2 separate regions of the Homo sapiens genome follow, and region 1 is linked to region 2. Evidence: read pairs that join two places in POLR2A ChIA-PET (ENCODE). Cell type or tissue: MCF 10A. All regions are shown on one strand. Each heading gives the region's core, and the rest is flanking DNA. Links, peaks and the distances in the headings are about the cores only.

The links. ChIA-PET counts read pairs that join two places held together with the same protein. Peaks named below come from ENCODE experiments on the same cell type or tissue, not always from the same donor. Only the 100,000 strongest peaks of a DNase experiment are listed, where the experiment ranks them.
Region 1: POLR2A ChIA-PET joins it to region 2 with 5 read pairs; 4 of 35 experiments call an interaction of 5 or more read pairs at or near these places.

What each region holds. Positions count from the first base shown.
Region 1 is chr1:178,499,546-178,503,942 of GRCh38, forward strand. LOC101928866 (a long non-coding RNA gene) reads right to left here. Exons shown (of 6, transcript XR_001738307.2): 6 at 1,913-1,996. It also overlaps a transcript of CLEC20A not described here. Among named protein-coding and RNA genes, the nearest start is that of CLEC20A, 4.8 kb to the left of the region's middle. RefSeq lists a silencer at 2,102-2,546. In MCF 10A, for the core only: CTCF peaks have their summits at 1,012, 1,244 and 2,385 (motif pointing left); a DNase peak (open chromatin) is centred at 2,386.
Region 2 is chr1:178,737,784-178,742,180 of GRCh38, forward strand. The region is part of intron 1 of RALGPS2 (Ral GEF with PH domain and SH3 binding motif 2); the gene reads left to right. Among named protein-coding and RNA genes, the nearest start is that of RALGPS2-AS1, 14 kb to the left of the region's middle. In MCF 10A, for the core only: no CTCF peak of the experiment used is centred there; a DNase peak (open chromatin) is centred at 1,738.

The sequences.
Region 1 (4,397 bases), core at 89-4,088, 240 kb before region 2:
TGCTCGATGCTTCCTGCCCTTGAACATCGGACTCCGAGTTCTTCAGCTTTGGGATTTGGACTGGCCTCCTTTTTCCTCAGCTTGCAGATGGCCTATTGTTGGACCTCACCTTGTGATCATGTGAGTCCATACTCCGTAATAAACTCCCCTTTATGCCGGGCGTGGTGGCTCACGCCTGTAATCCCAGCACTTTGGGAGGCCGAGATGGGCGGATCACAGGGTCAGGAGATCGAGACCATCCTGGCTAACACAGTGAAACCCCGTCTCTACTAAAAATACAAAAAATTAGCCGGGTGTGGTGGTGGGCGCCTGTAGTTCCAGCTACTCAGGAGGCTGAGGCAGGAGAATGGCGTGAACCTGGGAGGCGGAGCTTGCAGTGAGCCGATATCGCGCCTCTGCACTCCAGCCTGGGGGTCAGAGCAAGACTCCGTCTCGAAAATAAATAAATAAATAAATAAATAAAATAAACTCCCCTTTATATATACATCTATCCTGTTAGTTCTGTCCCTCTAGAGAACCCTGACTAATACAGTAGCATTTGCTATTATTATTCTCTTTAGATTGCAGCTTCTACGCAGTGCTCTGCCTGGTACATAGAGACCTTAAATACATGAATGAAGGAGATGGCTTGAACAAGACACAGAGGGCCGATGGTGAAGGCGGGGGAGGACAGCCTTGGCACCCAGTGTGTGAGTTACATTGGTGGCTGTGCCAGGAAATCTAGGCAAGGGTCAAAGGAACCAAGAGTGAGGGAGGAGCAGGCTTCCTAAGTGGCCCAGGAACAAACACTTGGTTTGCATGAGCTACAGGAAGCCAAATGGTTCAGGGAAACTCCCAGCCACTCTTTTCCTATCCCCGAACACGGGAATGCCATTTTTACCCAGGCTTAAAGAACCCTTCTTTATAGACAGACAACTTTCACTTTCCTACAATCCACACCTTTTCTCCCAGAACCACCAGATCTGCATTCCCAATGTGGGAGCTGCGTTTCCCACAGTGCTTTTGCTAAAGTTGTGTGCCGTGGCCGCAGTACCCCTGCCAACCATCGGAGCAGGCACAGTGGAAACAGCCCTGCGGCCAGCTTGAGAGATTTTCTCTGAGCCTTGATTCTTCATCTACAAGATGAGAGTCAACATAGCTATTTGACAATGGCATTACGGTATCATGAGGATTCCTTGTCATGAATATGATGCACTTTACAAATTCCAGTGTGCAGGAAACACTTTCTTTTCTAGAGTGGGTGTCTCATTTTCTACTCCTACCCCAATGTATGATAATCCCAGTTATTCTGCTGCCTTGATAACCAGTAAAGCAACTTAGCTTTCACTCTGAGCGCTCACCCTGCCAAGCAAGGAAGAAATTAGAGCCCCTCTTTTTTCAGGGCTGTTCCCCCAACACACACTCTCTTGCACACATACTCACAGGCTGTAGAGAAAGAACAAGAGACTGGGTCTTGCCTTGGGCCTGTCTGCACTGCTCACCACTGAGACACCCGTTTCCAGTCCTTAGGGTGACTTGAGGTCAGCCAGCTCTGCCATGGATGAGCCACCCCAGTGACGGAGGATGTTCTGAGAATCTGGGACCCCCACATGGCTGCTCCTCTCTGAGGTCCTACTCCCGCCTAGGGCTCTGGGAAAAAAACACAAATTACTACCTAACAAGCTTATCCTGCCTCGTGTCTATAAAGCACTCAACCTCATCCCAGACCCATAGAAGAGGCTCAGCTAGACTTCCTTCCATTTCTTCAGAGAAAGGAAGGTTTTCTCCTCTCCCTGTGGGAGGCGCTGTGAACTGGAGACCAGGGCTGTGCTCTGAGGGCAGTACGGGGACAGCACCTGTGTCCTCCGAAGGCTCCATCAGCTGCGTGGGTTCAGATCATCCTCAAGGACCGCAGGACCTCAAGCTCGGCTGCACTTTGTTCATTTTGTGGACACTGGAGAGCCACAGGCCATGTCCCATTGGATGGAGGGGCAGCTCTTAGGAACACCTGCCCACCCTGAAAGGTAGGGTGTCTGCGGTGAGGAGCTTGTTCCCTTTATTCCTGCTCCCTGCTCTGAACTGTTTATTCGGCTTGTAACCTAAATCTGTTTCCACATCCTCTGTTATAAGTGTGGGTTGCCATGCCTGGCAAGGAGGGGCAGTCGGTATATGTTGACTGAATGAGTGGTTGGATAAAAATGATTTCCTGCTGATGATTGTGTGGGTTTGGACATGACCTGTGAAGTCGCCTGTGCCTCGTGGGGCCATTTCTGCCCAAGGGAAAAGTTCTGCTCTAAATCCCTATGCAGGCAGGGAAAGCAGGGGAGCAGCTGGGGCAGGTCACTGGGGTACTTCTGGAACACTTGGATCCCTTGGCGAGAGCCTCTGTTCTTGGGCGCCCCCTAGGGGCAAACACTCAGTACTGGGCAGCCAGACCGGCTTCCTTCAACCTGAAGAGCCCTTTTTGCTGGTGGGGGAGAGGAAGGGTGAACCCTTGCATTCTAAGCTACTGCTGCTTGTATCTTTCATTTATTCCACCCCCTTCCCCCTGTTTAAGTGCTGCTTTAATAGCTAGTCTTAAATAGAAACAATTCTACTTGATTCCTTTACAACTAAATATTGAGTTAATACTAGGTACCTAATTTGACTATTTTTCTTCCCATTAACCTAATATGTATATTATCTCTGATTTTGATCCTCTTACCTTTCAAATTACTAAATTCCTTTTGTTTTATATAACTGTTTTGGTCTTTTCTGTTCTGCTTCATATAATTTTCTTCAGCAAGTATTTCATACCAATAGCTTGGTTAGATACATGATTAATTTCCTCTTAATATTTTATTTATTTCAAGTATTCATGGAAGGGGGAAGGAGGGAGTGGGTTGGGTACACACCACATGTGATGGGTGCCTCTGAAAAAGCTGGCTTCAGGGACAGTGCAGGGACCGCCACAGGAGCACCTGTCCCTAAAGCCTCCTCCACCCCCCAACTCCCACCCCAACATACTTCTGAACTGGGTCCAGAGCCCTGGGGGTGGGAGTGGAGCCATTAAAAAAGGGAAGCACTGGTGTCTCTGCTAAGTGGAGCATCCTACCCTGCGAGATCCTGGGACAGGAGTAAGGACTGGAGGGTATCGTCCCCAAGAACTAGAGGCCTTTGGGGGCACTTAGGGTTCACAAGGAGCATGTGTCACACCCTTCGCATGCTTTGCCTTATTTAATTCTTAGAAATAAAATGTTAAAACCCTATGAGGTAGGTACTGTATAATATCCGATTTTACAAATGAGGAAACAAGTTCAGAGAGGTTAAGAAACCTGCCCAAGGCCATGTAACTGGTATGGCAAGGACCTGGAGTTTAGAGCAGGGCTGTGTGATATTACAGCCCAGGCTCATTTCCCAAGGCTGCTATTCCAGGACCCGCCTCAGGCCAACTGAGTTATCGGGGGAAAGGATGGAGTCCCTCCATCCACACTATGCAGATGACCCTCCTGCATCGGGGCATGGCCTGGGAAAGCAGGGATCATGTCTATTTACTCATTTTTTTAAACCACAATTTTACAAATGTCAAGTGGGAAATGCTGTCACGGGGTGCAGTGGTCAACACAGTCCACCCCTCTACTCCCCAAGCAAGGAAGGTGGAGGGTGTATGCCCCTCGGGGAAGAGTCTGGGGTGCAGGTCAAATGTGCTGGCTGTGTAGCCATGGCTCCCCCATTTAGCTGTGACTTCAGAAAAGTTAACTTCTGAGTTAAACAGTTTCCTCACCTGCAAAATGGGAATAGCAGCAGTGTTTATTTCTTAGGGTAGTCATGTGGGCTAAATAAACACACACAAGGCCGGGTGTGGTGGCTCACGCCTGTAATCTCAGCACTTTGGGAGGCCGAGGTAGGCAGATTGCCTGAGCTCAGGAGTTCGAGACCAGCCTAGGCAACACGGTGAAACCCCGTCTCTACTAAAATACAAAAAACTAGCCAGGCATAGCGGCGTACACCTGTAGTCCCAGCTAGTCGGGAGGCTGGGGCAGGAGAATTGCTTGAACCCAGGAGGCAGAGGCTGCAGTGAGCTGAAATCATGTCACCACACTCCACCTGGGCGACAGAGCGAGACTCCGTCTCCAAGAAACACGCACATACACACACACAGGCACGCACACACACAAAAAAAATGCTTGCTCAAGCCACTACCTGGTTTGTGACAGTGGTTCCCTGTATCCCAGCAGGCAAACCATTGACTCTAAGGACCCACAAGGAAGAAGACTGGCAGGGCCACTGAAACACATTGAAACAGAGGATGCAGGCCCCAAGCTCCTCATCAGTTGCCCTTTAGCAATGGGACAGATCAACATCTCTTTAAGCCTGAGCCATCCACCCTTCCATGAGGAAATGGTGCCATGTGTCCCCGGCCCCTAAGCTGCTCTCCC
Region 2 (4,397 bases), core at 223-4,222:
TTTTTTCCTTTTGAGATAGGGTCTCACTCTCTCACCCAGACTGGATTCCAATGGCATGATCACAGCTCACTGCAGCCTTGACCTCCCAGACTTAAGTGATCCTCCTGCCTCAGCCTCCCAAGTAGGTGGGACTACGGGTGCACACCACCACCCCTGGCTAATTTTTTTGTTTTTTTGTAGAGACATAGTCTCTACTTTGTTGCCTAGGCTTGTTTCAAACTCCTGGGCTCAAGTAATCCTCTTGCCTCAGACTCCCAAAGTGCTGGGATTACAGCATGAGCCACCACGCTTGACCACAATAATGATTTTTGAACAAGTAGTGATATGCTCAAATGTGCTGGCTAGGAACACAATATGGCTATAGATTTTGGTTAGGTCTAGTCAAAAATTATCAGTTTTATTTTCTAATAGATGGATATCTTTTTTTTTTTTTTTTTTTTTTTGAGTTAGAGTCTCACTCTGTCGCCCAGGCTGGAGTGCAGTGGCACGATCTTAGCTCACTGCAACATCCACCTCCCAGGTTCAAGGTACTCTCCTGTCTCAGCCTCCCAAATAGCTGGGATTACAGGCACATGCCACCATGCCTGGCTGATTTTTTGTGTTTTAGTAGAGACAGAGTTTCACCATGTTGCCCAGGCTGGTCTCGAACTCCTGAGCTTAGGCAGTCCACCCGCCTTGGCCTCCCAAAGTGCTAGGATTACAGGTGTGAGCCACTGCCGTCGGCTAATAGTTGTATATCTTAAATTTGCATTGAAAGGAATGTGAATGTCAAAACTAAATTTCAATTTTATGTTTCCTTAAATTTCTAATAAGTATCTACATGTTTTTGGGATCAGCCATATAATTTACTAAGCTAAAATTAAATAAATTTTTTAAGGATAGACAATGGTTATAATTCTTTGATGAAAGTCTGTATGAATCTGGGCAAGTTACTTAATTTGTTTAACATTCAGCTTTTTTATTTGTAATTGGGTATAATAGTGCCTTCTCATAGGATCATTGTAAGGATTTCTTTTACTCTTTCTTTCAGAATTTTGAAGATCAAGTGTAATTATAGCCCAGATTCTGTTGCATCTGTGGTTATTCTAGATCTCTAGGGTTACTGGAGTAAATTATTCGTTATACCTCTTCCAGTCCTGATTTAGATTTCCAGGATTTGTCTAGAACATTTTTTTGCCTTCTGGAATTAGCTTACATGACAAATCTGTATGTTTTCTGTTGCTTTTCTTAAGCTACACTTTTGTGTATGTGCTGAAATCTTTATAGATAGTTTAGGGGTTTGTAGGTGGGTGATTAGTAAGTTTTTTCTTTTTTTTGCAATTTTGATATGCTGATATATTTTTGTATGTTTTTGTAGTTTAGATCCTATCTCTTAAAGCTAGAGGGACAGGAATAAGTCTACTTAAAGAGCAACATTTTGAGGATATCTTATGGATAAGAAACTCTGCTTCTGACTTGCTTATTTTGGCCACTGGCATTTTTAAATGTTTTCTTGTAAGCACAGTACTTGAGAGTGTTATCATAAAAGTATTGTTGTTCATGTCTTCTTGGTCAGAGACAGTCTTATATGTGAAACCACAGTAAATAACATAAAACAATATGTTGTTTTGTGTCAGATTGAAGAGCATTAGCAGGTCACAGAAGAAGAGGCTCAGTGAGGACAGGAGTGGTCCTTAAGGAATGTGTTTCATTTATGTGGAAAGAACATACTGATTGTTGAAACAGCATGACTCAAGATGTGGCAACCAGAACTAGGTGTTGTTGGCACGATTTGGATTGAAGGGTTTGTTTGGGATGTGGCGGGAAATACAGTACCTTTGATGAGGTGGGACTAAATATTCAGCCCTTAGAAATGAAGCAGGGGAAATTAGAATTGAAATGATAGTACATATTGTTATTCACTAACTTAGCGTGTCACTCTGTTTCCTTTCTTCAAGAGATCCAAAAGGTGACAGATAGAACTCATTGCCAAAAGGTTTTTAAAGATAACCACTTTGAAGGTTTGGACTTAAGGGAACAGGCAGTACTAATTGAAGCCATCTGTGCTGCACTTGTTTATCTAAACAGTTTGGACAGCTGAACTGGCTGTAGGAATGAAGTCAACAAACCTAGCCACCTCATCTGCTTCATTCCAATATGGCCTAACAGATATAGCTATAAGGATGAATAGGGTCATTGATACTACTTCTAACTCTGAGCGGTATTTGAAATAATAGATAATAGTGGGTTTTCCTCCTCAGTTGTGGTACTCTTGAATGGAGTATGGCAACCTTTGACTTAATAATCACTGGACCTGTATTTCATGTCTTGTGTGATGCTGTAAATTATATGATCCCCTTAGTAACAACCAAATTTTGTATTTATAACTACTTAACTACTATAACTAAGTAGATTAGAAATCCTGGCAAGACTTTTGAGTCCCAGAGTAGTAGTGATTTATCTGAGTCAGTATCCTAGATATGTCATTTATAATTCTGGCTTGCCCACAGTTCCTTTGGAGGAAATCTGCTTTTTCTACAGTACATTGCAGAAGAACAGACCTCAATAGCTATTTTTTTAACCATATAAAACTGTATTGCAGTGGATTGGTCCAGCAGTGGGCATTTGACCTAAGGGTTGCTAATCCATCAACCACCTGGGAAAATTTATATAGTCAGTTATAGAAAACATGGAGTTAATTTACCATTGAACCATGGGAGCTGAAGCTGCAAAGATGTGTTGGTGTAGAGTCCTGTAAAACTAAAGTTTAAGGGAATGGAAAGTAGATGTAAGCAGAAGCTATGAATTACAGAAATGATAAAGGAGATGAGGAAGCCATTTGGTAACTATAAAAGAGTAGGGCATGTGTGCTGAGAGAAGTGCAAAATTCTGAGAGAAACCATGTGGTTTGAGAGAGAGGTATGGAACATGAGAGTGAAGATTCTAGTTTCTGGCACTGTAGATACTGTTCTTCCTTTAGTACTTCTGTGGCTCCTGCCCTTCTTGAGACTGCATTCATTCCTCCCCACCCCCAGGAAAGATTGTAGGCTTTGGTGTCAGACATTTGACATTAGAATTCTGGCTTTTTTACCAGCCCCTGCAACCTTGGGCAAATCGCTTAAACTCTCTGTCTCATTTCTCATCTGTAAAATGAGCATCATAACAATACTTCTCACTGGGTTGATGTGAGGATTAAGTGAGAATGACACATGGAAAGCTTAGAACAATGCTAAGCGTATAACAGATGTTCAATAAATAGTATCATATATGTAATGATATTTGAGGTAATTTGATTTTTTTGCAACTAAGAGTCTAACTATAGTTAATCTCCTTACTGATTCACTTGGAGCAGAGTAACCTTGTGTGGGAGCTGTGTAAACAAGATAAGGTATAGGGAGTTAGAAAATATTGTCTTATACAGTGTGAATAATAATACACTGAGCATTTAATAGATGCTTGGTGTTCTAAGCATTTTACCTGTATTAACTCATTGGATGTTTCTGTTACTTTCATTGTAAAGATATAGAAACTGAGGCACAGAGAGGCTAACCAACTTGCCCAAGGTTATACAATATGTAACGGGCAGAAATAGAATTCAAACCCAGGTGGTCCAGTTACAGAGTTTTAATTTTTAAATATCTAATTCCTTTTCAATTCTTTCTTTTTAAATGAAGCTAAGGAGGAGGTCTCAGTTTGTTGTTACTGTTTCTTTTATGTTTTTCTAGTACTTGCTTCTCTCCCATTTTGACAAAGACATAGTATACCTCAGGTCTAGAAACAAGATGTGATTCTTGGTAAAGTTCCTGTACTGTACATGAAGTGGTATATCACCTGAAGGAAGACCATGGTAAGTTAAAGTTAAATACTATAAATCCTAACACAATCCTGTGAAACAATGAGTTGTAGCTAAGAAGCCAACAAAGGAGATAAAATGGAATTAGAAACTATACTTACTTATTCAGAAGAAAGCATAAAAAGAGAAAAAAAAGGGACAAATGTAAAGCAAATAGCAAAATATAATAGACTTAAACCTAACCATATCAATAATCACATAAAATCTAGAAGACCTAAACACATTTAAGAAGCAGAAATGGGCTGGGCATGGTGGCTCACGCCTGTAATCCCAGCACTTTGGGAGGCCGAGGCGGGAGGATCATGAGGTCAGGAGATCGAGACCATCCTGGCCAACATGTTGAGACCCTGTCTCTACCAAAAATACAAAAATTAGCCGGGCATGGTGACGCACGCCTGTAGTCCCAGCTACTCAGGAGGCTGAGGCAGGAGAATTGCTTGAACCTGGGAGGCAGAGGTGGCAGTGAGCTGAGATCGTGCCGCTGCACTCCAGCCTGGCAACAGAGCAAGATTCCGTCAAAAAAAAAAAAAAAAAAAGAAGAAGAAGCAGAAATGGTGAGATTGGA